Linked DNA regions of Homo sapiens: region 1 is linked to region 2. Evidence: read pairs that join two places in POLR2A ChIA-PET (ENCODE). Cell type or tissue: GM12878. All regions are shown on one strand.

Region 1 (8,000 bases), 55 kb before region 2:
CAAGGGAGGGCAAGAGCTGGTGACAGAGTAGCTCCGAGGCAGAGTGGGAGCGCTGAAACCCACTGCGGGAAAGCTCCATGTGTGCTGGGTGCTGGGAGGCTGCCCCCACCTTGTTGCCAAACACCTTGGAGTGGGCTCTTTTGTGAGTTTTCTCAGAATCTGCAGAGTGGAGAGAGGCGGCAGGGGAGCCCCCAGGCCACTGGCACAGTAGGGCAGGGAAATGGAGCTCCTATGCCAGCCTGCCTGGTTTTTATTTTTTAATTTTGTTCTTATCATTTAGCCCACAATGTCAACTGCCTTGGTTTTAGATGAGAAGAGCTTGTCCATCCGGTGGCCTGTCCAGCCCAGATTCCGTTTCACTTGGGGACAGCCAGAGACAGCTTGGGAAGGCCAAGGCCACCCAATCAGGAGTGTGTTGCCTGACAGGAGAGTAAACGCCCAGCCCAGAGGCTGCTGAATGAGTCAGTGAGCAAAAGAAGAGCAGGAATGAAAGAACGGGAAGTGAATGAATGCCTGGCTGCAGCTCCCCCACCACCTCCACCCCCCTGCACCCAGTATAGCCCCGGGGCTATGGGGCTATGTTACTCCCAAGAGCATCTGAGCACCCCAGGGCTCCAGCTTGCTCTTCCTCTCCCAAGAAAGAACCGATCTTTGATTTCCTTTTGTCCAACTGCTGCCAAGACTGAGTAGAAGCAGGCAAAGGTGTGTCACCTGAGTGTCAGTGGATGTCCACGTAGCTGTAAAGGGGCGAGTGCCATAGGTGGATCTTGGGGCTAAGGGCCAGCCTGGCAGGGGTGGGGCTGCCACAGACTCTGAGCCAGCCCTAGCCAGGACAGGCCTGGCTGCCCCTCGGCCCTTTATGCCTGAGTGGGGCTGTGGGGGAGCACACTTTCTTGCTCCCATTGGATACGATCCCTTCCAACAGCTGCAGGAAGTGCAGGACCTCAGGTTGGAGAGGTAGGAACTGACCTACACCTCCCGGCTTCACTGCACCTGCCTGGTCAGGAGCTGTGGCTGAAGCTGGTGTCCAGGATGCCCTCAACCATGTAGCCGGGCAGCCCCGGGAGGAGTCTGCTGGCTCATTCAGAACCGACCTGGACATAGACCAAGATTCATGCCCAAGGACGTGGCCCAAGTCCAGCATGGGAGAAGCATGGCGAGCATCTTATCAGAGCCGGCAGGCTGGGTAACTGTGGTGCATTGGCACAGTGAAAGCAAGCCATGCAGGGGGCACCATCACAGAGGCAGAGCTACAAAAACATAATGTTACGATTCTTTTCACCTTATGCCCTTTGATTTATTTATTTTTGGGGGGGACAGGGTCGCACTCTGTCACCCAGGCTGGGGTACAGTGGCATGATCTTGGCTCACTGCAGCCTCGACATCCCACACTCAGGCAATCCTCCCACCTCAGCTTCCCAAGGAGCTGGGAGCACAGGCACGTGCCACTACGCCTGGCTACATTTTTTCTTAAATCATTTATGGAGACTGGGCGTGGTGGCTTATGCTTGTAATCCCAGCACTTTGGGAGGCTAAGGTGGGTGGATCACGAGGTCAGGAGTTCAAGACCAGCCTGGCCAACATGGTGAAACCCCGTCTCTACTAAAAATACAAAAATTAGCTGGGCATGGTGGCGCATGCCTGTAATCTCAGCTACTCAGGAGGCTAAGGCAGGAGAAATGCTTGAATGAGGACCCGGGAGGTGGAGGTTGCAGTGCGCCGAGATCCCACCACTGCAAGACTCCGTCTCAAAAAAAAAAAAAAAAAAATTTATGGAGACAGGGTCTCTCTACATTGCCCAGGCTGGTATTCTCTTTTACACTGTTTGAATTTTTGGTAACCATACACCTGTATTGCTTTAGTAACCAAATCTAAAATTTCAAAAGAGGAATGTATTATCACTTTGGAAGTGGTATGAAAAATACATTAGAAGAGGGCAGGACTGGAGGCCAGGAGCCCAGTCAGTCCCTTCTGCAAGGGTCCAGGAGAGAGCAGGTGGCTGAGCGAGGCAGTGGCAGAGAGGTAGAGGGGGAGGTGACACCCACGAGATGTTTGAGAAGTCAAAATGATGCTAGCACCTCTTCCACACGGATGCTCCCAGAGGACATCACGCTTGGTGAGATAAGCTGGTCACCAAAGGAGAAATACTATACAATCTCACTTATCTATGAGGTACCCAGAGCGCCAAAATCATAGAGGCAGACAGAAGGGTGTCTGCCAGGGGCTGGGATGAAGGGCCGGGGGGTTGATGTTTAATGGGGACAGTTTCGGTTCTGCAAGATGAAAGGGGTTCTGCAGTGGAAGAGTGGGGAGGGTTACCCAACAGTGTGAATGTACTTAGTGCCACTGAACTGTACACTTGAAAATAGTTAAAACGGTCAATTTTATGCTATGTACATTTGACCACAATAAATAAATAAACAACGGCCAGGCACGGTGAGGCCGAGGCAGGAGATTGCTCGAGCCCAGGAGTTTGAGACCATCCTGAGCAACATAGTGAGACCCTGTCTCAAAAAAACAAAACAAAACAAAACAAAAAACAAAACAAACCAACCAACCCAGGAAAATACCCCCAGCAATGCCTGTGGGTGAGAGGAGGTTAGGGGGACAGAGGAAGCTAGGAGGAGCCCAGCTCTTGCCTCGGACAGTAGTCTTGTTCTCCACGATACCCACAGTGCCTGGCACGTGGCAGGGCTCAATGAATGTTTGTGAAGCAAATGAATGGACTTATGCACTGCCTTAAAGAGTTAGCTGTTGTTTCCTGTAGGCTGGCCTTCTTCCCCCAGAACCAGCAGAATATTGGGCACATACAAGATGCTTAATTAATACTCCACTGAAAAAAGAAGGCCAGCATAAAGTTAATTTATTGCCTAGAAAGATGCTTATGTTATGACGCTGCACCAAAAAATAGGACACACCAGTATCTCCAGTTGCAGTCTATTTTATAAAAAAAAAAGTGGGTGTATACATGCATATGCACACACACACACACACACACACGCAGAGACACATACGTTGGGGGGGGGTTGGTAGAGAGACAGAGAGAGGGAGAGAAAGAGAGAGAGTCTTGGCACAACGTCTGACAAAGTTAGCAATGAATCTCTGTGTAGCTATGAGTGCGTTCAGTTTCCTTGCTTTTGCTTATTGTCTTTGAGGTCCTATGACCTTAGGCAAGGAATTTAAACCTCTTTGAGTACAGTTTTCTCATAGGTGAAATAGGGACATTTACAGCAACTATTGTATACCTTTGTCCCTTGCTTGGCTTGTCTTTCATGAATGAGGGAGGAGGTGGAGGCACAGAGAGCCTGGGAAATGGCACAGAACTGCTGCCAATCCATTCCACACCACAGCTGGCAACGATCTTGACCCAGCTAATTTTATATTATTACTCACATGCCTTTATATGTTTTTGTGAATACAAACAGGACAGACTTTATTGTGCTTTGCTTTATTATGCTTCACAGATACTGTGTTTTCTACAAATCAAAGGTTGTGGCAACCCTGTCTTGAGCAAGTCTTATCAGTGCCATTTCTCCAAAAGCATGAGCTCTCTGTGTGTCTCTGTGTCACATTTTGGTAATTTTCGCAATAGTGCAGATTTTTTCATTATTATTATATCTGTTATGGTGATCTGTGATCAGTGATTGTTGATGTTACTATTGTAAGTGTTTTGGGGTGCCACAAACCACACCCATAGAAGACAATGGATTTAATCGATAAATGTCTGTGTTCTGACTGCCCCACCAACCAGCCATTCCCTGGTCTCTTTCCCTCTCTCCAGGCCTCTCCTTGTTCCTTGAAATGCAACAATATTGAAATTAGGCCAATTAATAACCCTGCCATGGCCTCTAAGTGTTCAAGTGAAAGAAAGAGTCACGCTTTTGTTGCTTAAAATCAAAAGCTAGAAATGATGGAGCTTAGTGAGGCAGGAATGCTGAAAGCCAGAAAGGCTAAAAGTGAGGCCTCTTGCACCAAACAGTTAGCCAAGCTGTGAGTGCGAAAGACAAATTCTTTTTTTTTTTTTTTTTTTGAGACAGACTCTCGCTCTGCCCAGGCTGGAGCGCAGTGGCGTGATCTCGGCTCACTGCAACCTCCACCTCCTGGGTTCAGGTGATTCTTGTGCCTCAACCTCCCAAGTAACTGGGATTACGGGTGCCTGCCACCACACCAGGCTAATTTTTGTATTTTTAGTAGAGAGGGGGTTTCATCAGGTTGGCCAGGCTGGTCTCGAACTCCTGACCTTAAGTGATCTGCCCACCTCAGCCTCCCAAAGTGCTGGGATTACAGGCGTGAGTCACCGCACCCGGCTGGAAAAGTTCTTGAAGGAAATGAAAAGGGCTACTCTAGTGAACACACAAATTATAATAATGTGAAAAAGACTTGTTGCTGATATGGAGAAAGTTTGAGTGGTCTGGATAGAAAATCAAACCAACCACAACATTCCCTTAAGCCAAAACCTAAACCAGAGCATGTCCCTAACTCTCTTCAATTCTAGGAAAGCTGAGAGAGACAAGGAAGCTGCAGAAAATTTGGAAGCTGCTAGCGTTGGTTGGTTCATGAGGTTTAAGGAAAGAAGACATCTCCATAACATAAAAGTGCAAGGTAAAGCAGGAAGTGCTGATGGAGAATTGGCAGCAAGTTATCCCAAGGATCTAGCTAAGATCACTGACGAAGGTGGCTACAATAATCAACAGGTTTTCGATGTAGACCAAACAGCCTTCTATTGAAAGAAGATACCATCTAGGACTTCCATAGCTAGAGAGGAGAAGTCAATGCTTGGCTTCAAAGCTTCAAAGGACAGACTGATTCTCTTGTTAGGGGCTAAGGTAGCTGGTGACTTTAAGCTGAAGCCAATGCTCGTTGACCCTTCTAAAACTCCTAGGGACCTTAACAATTAAGCAAGATGTACTCTGCCTGTGCTTGTAAATGGAACAGGCCTGGATGACAGCATATCTGTTTACAGTATGATTTATTCAATATTTTAAGCCCACTGTTGACACCTACTGCTTAAAATACTACTGCTCATTGACAATGCACCTGGTCTCCCAAGAGCTCTGATGGACAGGTAAGAGGAGAGTAATGTTTTCATGCCTGTTAACACAACATTAATTCTGCAGCCCATGGATCAAGGAGTAATTTTGACTTTCAAGTCTGTTTTTTAATTAATTAATTTTTTTTTTTTTTGAGACAGGGTTTTCTTACTCTGTCACCCAGGCTGGAATGCAGTAGCATGATTATGGCTTACTGTAGCCTCAAACTCCTGGGCTCAAGTGATCCTCCTGTCTCAGCCTCCCAAGTAGCTGGGACTACAGGTGCATGGTATTTCACCTGGCTAATTTTCGTTGTTGTTTTTGAATGGAGTCTCGCTTTGTCACCCAGGCTGGAGTATAGTGGCGTGATCTCGGCTCACTGCAACCTCCGCCTCCCGAGTTCAAGCGATTCTCCTGCCTCAGCCTCCCAAGTAGCTGGGATTACAGGTGCCCGCCACCACGCTTGGCTAATTTTTGTATTTTTAGCAGAGACAGGGTTTCATCATGTTGGCCAGGCTGGTCTTGAACTCCTGACCTCAGGTGATCCACCCACCTCAGCCTCCCAAAGTGTTGGGATTACAGATGTGAGCCACTGCACCCGGCCTCCTGGCTAATTTTTAAATTTTAATTTGTAGAGATGTCTCACTATGTTGCCCAGGCTGGTCTTGAACTCCTGGCCTCAAACAATCCTCCTCCCTTGGCCTCCCAAAGTGCTGAGATTACAGACGTGAACCACCATATCTGACCCTCAAGTTACATTATTTAAGAAATACATTTTGTAAGGCTATAGCTGCAATAGACAGTGATTCCTCTGTTGGATCTGGGCAAAGTAAACTGAAAACCTTCCATTGTAGATGCCAGTAAGAACATTTGTGACTCAGGAGAGGAGGTGAAAATATCAACATGAATAGGAATGTGGAAGAAGTGGATGCTAATTTAGAAGAAGTGGATGCTAAGAAGTGGATGGAGGAAGTGGATCCATGTGGATGATTTTGAGGGGTTTAAGACTTCAGTGGAGAAATGAACTGCAGATGTGGTGGAAGTAATAAGAGAAAACTAGAATTAGACATGAAGCCTGCAGATATGAGCGAATTGCTGCAATCTCATGATAAAACTTGAATGAATGAGTTGCTTCTTATGTATGAGTCAAGAAAGTGGTTTTTGAGATGGAAGCTACTCCTGGTGAAGATGCTGTGAATGACAACAAAGGATTTGGAGCAGGGTGTCCAGTCTTTTAGCTTTCCTGGGCCACACTGGAAGAAGAATTGCCTTGTTCTACACATAAAATACACTAACAACTAACGATATGTGATGAGAAAACAAACAAACAAAAAACGCAAAGAAAATCTCATAATATTTTAAGAAAATTTACAAATTTGTGTTGGGCCACATTCAAAGCCGTCCTGAGCTGCACGTGGCCTGCGGGTTGGACAAGCTTGATTTAGAATATTCTATAAATTGTCTGGGAGTGGTGGCTCACACCTGTAATCCCCACACTTTGGGGGGCCGGGGCAGGTGGATCACCTGAGATCAGGAGTTCAAGACCAGCCTGGCCAACATGGTGAAACCCTGCCTCTACTAAAAATACAAAAAATTAGCCAAGCGTGGTGGCGGACGCCTGTAATCCCACCTACTCTGGAGGCTGAGGCAGTAGAATTGCTTGAATCTGGGAGGTGGAGGTTGCAGTGAGCCGAGATCGTGCCACTGCACTCCAGCCTGGGCAACAAAAGTGAAACTCCATCTCAAAAAAAAAAAAAAAAAAAGAATATTCCATAAACTTAGTTGATAAAGCAGCAGCAGAGTTAGAAAGAATTGACTCTAATTTTGAAAGAAGTGCTACTGTGAATCAAACAGCATTGCATGCTACAGAGAAATCCGTCATGAAAAGAAGAGTCAATTGATGCAGCAAACTTTATTGTTGTGTTATTTTAAGAAATTGTGGCTGGGTGCAGTGGCTCACACCTGTAATCCCATCACTTTGGGAGGCCCAAGCGGGCCCAGGAACTCCTTGAGCCCAGGAGTTCGAGACCAGCCTGGGAAACATAGTGAGACTGTGTCTCTGCAAATAATAAAAACATAGGCTGGGTGTGGTGACATGCACTTGTGGTTCCAACTACTCGGAAGGCTGAGGTCGGGGCATTGCCAAGGTGATCAGGGCTGCTGCAAGCCATGATTGTGGCATTGCACTCCAGCCTGGGCAACAGAGCAAGACCCTGTCTCAAAACACAAAAAACAAAAACAAAAAAAATAAAAAGAAAGAAAGAAATTGCCATAGCCACCCTACTCTTCAGCAGTTAGTCAGCAGCCATCAACATTGAGGCAAGACCCTCTCCAGCAAAAAGACTACAAGTCGCTTGCTAAAGTCTCAGATGATTGTTAGCATTTTTTTCAGCAAATAAAGTATTTTTAAGTTATGTACTTTTTTTAGACATACTACTGTACACTTAATAGACTACAGTATAGTATAAAAGTAACTTTTTTTTTTTCAGACAGAGTTTTGCTCTTGTTGCCCAGGCTGGAGTGCAATGGCATGTATCTCGGCTCACTGCAACCTCTGCCGCCCGGGTTCCAGCGATTCTCCTGCCTCAGCCTCCCGAGTAGCTGGGATTACAGGTGCCTGCCACCATGCCTGGCTAATTTTTTGTATATTTAGTAGTGACGGGGTTTCACCATGTTGGCCAGGGTGGTCTCGAACTCCTGACCTCAGGTGATCCGCCTGACTTGGCCTCCCAAAGTGCTGGTATTACAGGTGCGAGCCACTGCACCCGGCCGTGTAAATGTAAATTTTATATGCACTGGGAAACAAAAAAATTTGTGTGATTTGCTTTATTGTGATATTAATTTTGTTGCAGTGGTCTGGAACTGAACCTGCAATACCTCTGAGGTATGCCTGTAACAGCCAAAATATAGAATGTCTTAGGGCTTCCCCACAAAAGGTTTTGGGGTTTTGGGAAAATTTGGGGAAGGCCA
Region 2 (8,000 bases):
CTTCCTCAGAGTCACTTTGCAGGGATTGTCTGTGCTTGGTCTCGCCTCCCAGGTCTCAGGTGCTGCGGGTTTCAGGCGGCTGTGGTGGATCCAGGCTGGGATTCCTTCTACTTTCACAGCTGTGGGAGTGGTCAAGATGGCGGTCTGGGGTCCTTTCCACTGTGGCTCCAAGGGGGCTACGTTCCAATCCTTGATCCATACCCAATCGCCTTTGCTGTCTTCTGTACCAAGTCATCCACAAATGCTAACCCGTTGTCCGAGCCGATTTGCAAGGGCAGTCCAAACCTAGGGATGAGATCTCCACATTTGGGGGTCTCGGTGAAGTCTACCTGGGAATCTTCAAAGGGGGCTGCTCCATAAGCCTGTATGCCAGGCGGGATGGTTGGACCTTGCCTAGCATTGTGCTGCCGGCAGGTGACACACTGTGGCACCACTGTTTTGCCAAGGGCTGACAGATGTAAGATGTAGAAGTACAACTTTTTAAGTGACTCTTGGCCCAGGTGGGTGGACTCATGCACAGCCAGTACAACTGCGGCTCCTAGCAGTTGTGACATGGCTATTCTTCTGTCCAATAACCAGATCCATCCTTTTTCTATCACCTGCCTTCCCTCCGGCTGATGAAATGCCAGGGTGAAAGGGATAGCCAATTGGTGTAAAGCAAAAATGCCACTCCAGTTATTTGGCAGAGTGTCCAGTAAAGGTCCACCACAATACCACCACACATCCGCTTGGAGATGAACAAGGGCTGACTTGTTGGTAAGCTCTTGAAAGTTCTTAAACTCACTACATCCCTTCAGGTCTCCAAGGAAAACTAAGTTTCCTCCCTGTTGTGAGAGACACAAAGTGAACTTAGTGTTGGGAGACGGAAGCTGGATGGCCCTTGGGGGCTGACCCTCAGGGTACTGAACTTCGGGATATAGCAGAGAGAGAACTTGGCATGACCTTTACTTCAGGCTGTGGAATCCTGGAAAAGAGCTACCATGCAGCCCACGCCTGGTCAACTGGAGGACCACCTTAGTGGAAAGGGGACAATCTGGGCCTCTGGCCTGCCACGTGCACAAACATAACAATTGCTTTTGTTTAACGTGCGGACGGAATATTTGATCCTTTCCAACCAGGCATTTGCATCTTGGTATCCTGCCTTAATTGCCAAAGTTTGTTTTAAGTCTTTAACTTCTATGATACTCTAGTAAAATGAATGTATGGTTTTAGGAAATTACAAAAACCAGTTGGGGCAGTCATCCTTGCTCTTTAGTGATCCACAGAACATTGGACCAACTATGGCATAAAAGCTCTACATCAGGGGGCAATACTCCAGGTTGACACTGGGGTCTATCAAAATCTCCCCGGATTAAATGATCCCAATTTACTAATGCCCAGTCTGAGGACAGTCAGGAGGGACAGAGGTACTTTTCTGAAGTAGAGAGCTGTCTTTGAGACTTGGCAAGTCCCCACAGGGTATAACAAGGCAAGCATTAAATGCAATAGTTTGAGGCGAAATTGACTTGGTTATGTTAATAACTAGATGGTCAGCAATAGAACTAGGAAAGAAGAAAGAGTAATAGAATAGATGAAAGAGTTAAATTTTTCTTAGCTTTAGTTTGGTAGGGTTTTCCCCTGGGACTATGGCCCACAACTCCGGACCGGGTGGCGCTTTCTTGACTCGGGTGTGATGAGTCCATCCTTTTTTGCTGTACGAGCAGCAGTCTCGGTGGTTAGCAGCACAAAGTAGGGTCCTTCCCAGGCTGGCTGGAGTTTTCCTTCTTTCCACCCTTTGATGAGAACGTAATCTTCAGGCTGGTGCTGGTTTACAGGAAATTCTAGGGGTGGTACATGTGCTAAAAGACTTTTAGTTTTGAGGGAAAGGAAAGTGGAAGATAAACCAAGTATATAATTTCTAAGAAATTGACCTTTTGTTTTAAATGTGGGGTCATCAGCAGCAGATTTTATAGTCCTTGGTGCCTTTTTACTGAGAAATTTCCTTTAGCACCTATATTTATTAGTTTTTAGGCCAAAGAAAGCCATATACCATTTTATATCTGACGATGCTTCCTGTATGATTTTTATACCAGATAAGCTAAAGTTCACCTTTATATTAGTGTGTTATTAATGTCAAACTTAGTTTTAATAAAACTTTGTAGACATATTTATTCAATTTTTGATGTCTGACCATAAGGTAAGATTTTTATAGACTCTTTTTAACCTATTATAATTTTTGTTAAAGAGCAGGTTAGTGCTTTAAGAAAAACCCGTTGTGTTTTTACTTTAATGTCCAGTTCACAGAAAAACTGGATGATACCTCTTTAACTTTAGCCAATATGTTTATACACAGAATTTCTTTTACAATTAACGTTTTAAAACTTGCTTAAACCTTCAAAACAAAAACAATTTTTTAACTTTTTAATGTAGATAAAAATCCACATTTTTATGCCTCCTTATAATCCTTTTACTAAAAGTATATTTTACTTTCCTCATACACCTTGCATATAAACTGTTTCTTCAATAGTTTTACATTCAGGAGGCCTAATTACTTTTAAATTATACAACATTTCTTGCGTAAATTCCTTTTTTATAACACACATTTTTTTCTTCTTTCACGACTTTTACAGACAATTCTTCGACATGTCTCAATTTTCTGACTTATTGCAAACATCCTTTTCTTTAAACAACCAGTTAATTTATTTTAGGACAAGAATTTACCATATAACATTCTTTTTACATAAACTCCCCCCTGCCCCCCTCTCCCCCCCCCCCGCTTTTTCTCTCTCTTTTTTTTTTTTCCCCTAATTTCCCGGGAGGAACCATCTATCGTCCAGTCTTGAAGGGGGTTCCTCCTAGGTCTGGTCGGACCTTTGTAAGGTAATTAAGATTTAAATCCCTTGTTAGGAAACCTGCTGGGTTAAGGGAATTTTTATTGGTTAATATTAAATCATCTTTTTCTAACAGAATAGCCTCATACTTTAAGATTTTTGAGTCAGGAAGTTACGTTTTTGCTTTTTTTTTTTTTTTAATTTAGGATAGTTCTGAACTGGTGAAGTGTGCTCACAACGAGGTTTCCTCTAAAAGTTATTTTTCTACTTGCTTCTGTTAGCAAAGCCGTTGCCGCTGCAGATTGAATGTATATGGGCCATCTGTGGATTACTGGGCTAAGAAATTTTGATAGGGAGGCTACGGATTGCCAGTGGCCTCAGTGCTTTTGGGCTATGCCCTTGTTTACGCTGACAACAAAGTGGTATTGGAGTGTTACATGGTCACGGAGAAGACCTTTAATTATCAATTATAGGTTCCAAATTTAGCTTGGCTTTTAAAGGACTAGGACACACTGTTTTTTTCTTAACTACTTGTATATCTCTCTTTTTCTCTCTTTGACTTTCTTTTTTTCTCTTTGACTTTCTTTTTATCTCTGTCTCTTCCTCTCTCTGCCTCTCTCTCTCTTTGACTCCTCTTTGTCTCTCTGTCTCTTCCTCTGTCTTTCTTTCTCTCTTTGCCTCTTGTATTCTCTCTCTCTTTCCTCTCTCTCTTTCTCCTCTCTCTCTTTTTCTCTCTGCTGGTCTTTCCTTGCCTCTGTGAGCCGCGTATTCTGCTGTTCTCCTCTCTCCTTCCTCTTCCCCAAGGGAAAGGACCGACGGGAGTGGAGCTACTCTTTCTTCCTTGGCTGTCTGTCCCTTTGCCACTAGTACTACTACTGCTGCCTGTCCTCTTAACCACTGTGAGGGGTCTAAAACCAGCTGCAACCAAGTATCTATGTATGGAAACTGATCTGGGTGTCCTGATTTACCAGTTACTTTGTGCCATACCTTTGAAACTAGGGACCTGTCTAGGCTTCCTTCTGATGGCCATCCCACCTCTAATGCCGGCCAATCTATCTCACCAAAGCTTTAAGCTTTTCAGGTGTCATAGCGATTCCATAGGCCCCATTGAATCCTTTCTTGAAATTCTTTAACATAGTTCCTAACGGGGTAGGCTTACTTTGTGTTTTACTCATTTTCCTCTCTCAGGAGACAAAACAACACTCTTACCACAAAGAGGGAAGGGGAGAGGGGGCAAAAAGTCACCCGCTAACCAAGCAATTCACACTAAAACCAAAGTACGGATAAGGAGTTACTCATTCATTAAGCAATTTGAGCCAAGTCAGAACCGAAATCAAAGCCAAAACAGTTCAAATCCGAAGGTCAATACTGAAATCTAAACCAAAACAGTGCGAATCTAGTCAAAATCAAAACCAAAACCAAGGTACCGATAAAAGCACGTTGTGGGTGATCAGGCCAGGCTTCCACTCAAATGGAGTGGGCAAGTTCCAAGACCGCTTCTTACCATATTCCAGATGTCCGGACACCAAGCGACTCCAAGCGCCGATTCCTTGCCGGTGTTCATCCGCTGCGTTAATCCTCCGCGGGGCCCTACCATGCCCTGCTCTGGAGAGGCATTCCACCCGGGCAATTCCCTACCCGGGAGCGCTCTTTTCGCGTCACTAAAGCCTGCCAGAGTCCCCCGCAGGGATGCTCCACAGGGCAGGCCTAAGCCGCCTAAGGGGCTGCCTCAACCGTCCACTAATCACCTGGCTTCTTGGTCAGGGAACCAAGAAATGTAGCAGGACCTGTCTTAGACAAGACCTCTCAGACACCCGTTTTAGCAAGGAATAGGCTTTAATCAACTAGGAGCATTGGTAGACTCGCATCTCAAGATCCGACCTCCTCGATGTCAAGATTCCTGTCCCTTTTAAGGGCTTACAACTAACTAAGGGGTCCAAGTGAAAGGGTCGTGATACATTGTGCAAGCGGGGGCTATGTGACTGGGGCTGCATGCACCAGTGATCATAACAGAACAGAACTGAACAGGGAGTTAAACAATGCTCCCTCATACAATGTCTGGAATCTATAGGTAACATAAGTGATTAGGTCAGGGGTCGATCTTTAACCACCAGGCCTGGGGTGTGGCGCCAGGCTGTCTGACTATTGAATTTCACTTCTGCCTTTTCTTTAACTCCTACTTTCTCTTTCCTTTGAGGCAGAAATTAGGCAGAAAACAATATGAGAGATGGTCTCCTTTAATTTAGGGTTATGATTTTTGCCATTTCCTCTCAGATGGTTCAGAAATAATAAGTAATATTATATATATAACAAATAATTATAAAGTTTTATCCATATATTAATTTATCTGTTGCATAACTACCTCAAAACTTAATGCCTTAAAACAACAGAAATGTATTATTTCTCACAATTTTGTGGATTAACTGGATTCAGCTGGAAGATTCCTTTGCTCTGTATGGCATTAACTGAGATCATGCACTCTGCTTCGGTCAGCTGGGCTGGGCTGGGCTAGAAAGTCCAAGAAAGCTTCACTCACATGTATAGCACCTTGTTGTTTCTTAATATGGCCTCTATGGCTCAAGCTATGTGACTACCTTGGGTTTCCTCACAACATGGTGGTTTCAGAGGAGACAGACTTCTTGTATCGGCTAGCTTGCAAGAGGGAGAAATGTAAGCTGCCCATCCTCTTAAGGCAGGAAGTTGCTGAGCCATATCAGGATCTAGGGCAAATCCTCTTTTCTAGGCCAGGAAAAGCCAGTTAGGCAGTGACTCAGGGAGGAATCCTAGGGGCAAAAGAGGAGGAGGGAGAGGAAGAACACAAAGAGGCTCCCCCCAGACAGAGGTCAGAGGGTTCAGAGGTTCAGTAGCCTAGAGTACTTCCTTTGCCTCTAATATCTTTAGCCTAGGAGCTCATTTAAAGAAATCAAGGGGTGGAGAGGAAGGAAAATGTCACTGACTTAGCACAAAGTGCCAGGAGCTCTTTCACATCAACTCTGTGAAAAAAGCCATTACTATCTGCTTGAAAAGAAGAGGTAGCAGAGGACCTGTGAGCACACTCATGCTACATGTTTTGGATTAATGAACATATTTGCTTCTTTATTTCAGTGAATATCTTTTGGGCCAGGACTCTGCTTGGGAACACAAGGATGAATGATGTCTTAGTCAGCTATTGCTGCCATGATGCCATGTAACAAACATCCTCCAAATCTTGGTGGTTTACAACACCAAATATTTATTTTCCTCATTCACAGGTCAGTGGGTCTGCAGGCTTCTGTTGCAGACCAGGAGTTGGCTGGCGCTAGGACCAGGCTTTAGGTTGAGTTCAAGTCTACTCATATCTCCACACTCTACTTGGCCCAGTGGCTACCCTGGGATATGTTCTTCTCAAGAGAGATCACAGGAGTATGAATACAGGAGATGGGCCAAACCACACTGGCACAATGAAGACTTCTGCTTATATCATTGGCCAAAGCAAATCCCATACCCAAATCTAAAGTCACTGAGGCAGAGATGTGTATTCTGCCCACTGTGAAGCCATGATATGGCATAGCTGGATAATTAATGATGATAAGTCAGGAAGGGAGTGAAAAATTGAGAGCAATGATCCAGTCTGCTCCAAGTGATGAGGCACAAGCTTTGCTTGTACTCAGAGAGCTTACAGTCTAGTGGGGGGATTCATAAAGCAACAATTACAATGCAATAAGGCAAGTGCAATGAGGAGGCATAGGTGGGTGGCATGGGAGTGTGTGTGTGCACATGAATGCATATATATACATGTGCATGCAGGCAAGTCCCTGCAGCCATCTGGACATCTAGAAAGACTTTCTAGAGAAGGAGATGCCTAAGGTATAAGTGCAAAAGGGTAAAATAAGGACAAGCTCTTAGTTGAAATGGAGAGAAGTGGGTAGGGGAGGGAGGAAGGGCATTACAGGCCTTGAAGACTGTGTGAGCCAAGGCAGGAGGCCAGGAGCAGGGTGGTATGTGCAGGGAAAATGAGAAGCAGTTTTCTGTCACTGGAACATGCAGGGGGAGGGAGTAGGCATGAGGAGAAGAGAGGCAGAGGTTGGCAGGACCCAGCCACGGGGGGCTTTCTAATGCTCTGGACGTCTTCCTTTATCCCCCTGATCTCTTCTCATGTCCTACTCCATTTCTGTTGCTCGTAGCATAATACCTGAAACTGGATAATTCGTAAAGAAAAGAAATTTATTTTTTACGGTTATGGAGGCTGAGAAGTCCAAGGTGAGGGGCTGCATTTGGTGAGGGCCTTTTTGCTAGCAGAGACTCCCTTCAGTCTTGAGGTGGTGCAGGGCATCACACAGCAAAGAGGCTGAGTGTGCTGGCTCAGATCTCTTTTCTTCTTATAAAGCCACCATCCCACATCCATGATAACTCATTAGTCCATTCATCCATTAATCCATTAATGGGCGGAGACCTCATGACCCAATCACCTCTTAAAGGCCTCTCAGTACTGTCACTTTGGGGATTAAATTTAAACATGAGTTTTGGAGAGGACAAACATTCAACCATAGCACCGTAATTGCTCCACTTTGCTCCACGTCCTGGGTAGCTGACCTGTGTGGGCTGTCTCCAGAGCCTATCTTATTCTGGGAAGATGAAAGATAGCAGAATGTAGTTTTTGCCTTTCTCCATATTCCCCCTGTGATGGACTCAATTGTGCCCCCCACCTCCAATTCATATGTTGAAGCCTTAACTCCCAGAGAGACTATATTTGGAGAAAAGGCCTACTGCTATGGTTTTGAATATATGTGTGTCTCCAAAATTTATGTTGGAATTTAACCCCCAAAATAATGATATGGGCCAGACGCGGTGGCTCACATCTGTAATCCAGCACTTTGGGAGGCCAAGGTGGTGGATGGTTTGAGGTCAGGAGTTCAAGACCAGCCTGGCCAATATGGTGAAATCCTGTCTCTACTAAAAATACAAAAATTAGCTGGGCGTGGTGGTGCTCCTGTAGTTTCAGCTACTCAGGAGGCTGAGGCATGAGAATGGCTTGAACCTGGGGGGTGGAGTTTGCAGAGAGCCGAGATGGCACCATTGCACTCCAGCCTGGGCCACAGAGCAAGACTCTGTCTCAAACAAACAAACAAACCAAAAAAAAAAAAAAAACAAAAACCCAAAACAAAGGAATGATATGAAGAGGTCTGGCCTTTGGGAGGTGATTAGGCCAAG

The links. ChIA-PET counts read pairs that join two places held together with the same protein. Peaks named below come from ENCODE experiments on the same cell type or tissue, not always from the same donor. Only the 100,000 strongest peaks of a DNase experiment are listed, where the experiment ranks them.
Region 1: POLR2A ChIA-PET joins it to region 2 with 5 read pairs; 3 of 35 experiments call an interaction of 5 or more read pairs at or near these places.

Annotation. Positions count from the first base shown.
Region 1 is chr10:71,991,452-71,999,451 of GRCh38, reverse strand. All of the region lies in intron 1 of CHST3 (carbohydrate sulfotransferase 3), which reads right to left. Among named protein-coding and RNA genes, the nearest start is that of CHST3, 31 kb to the right of the region's middle. RefSeq lists an enhancer at 774-1,726 and a silencer at 7,660-7,833. In GM12878, no CTCF peak of the experiment used is centred here; no DNase peak of the experiment used is centred here.
Region 2 is chr10:71,936,425-71,944,424 of GRCh38, reverse strand. No RefSeq gene overlaps it. Among named protein-coding and RNA genes, the nearest start is that of CHST3, 24 kb to the left of the region's middle. RefSeq lists a silencer at 5,989-6,145. In GM12878, no CTCF peak of the experiment used is centred here; a DNase peak (open chromatin) is centred at 4,134; H3K27ac peaks cover 354 bases.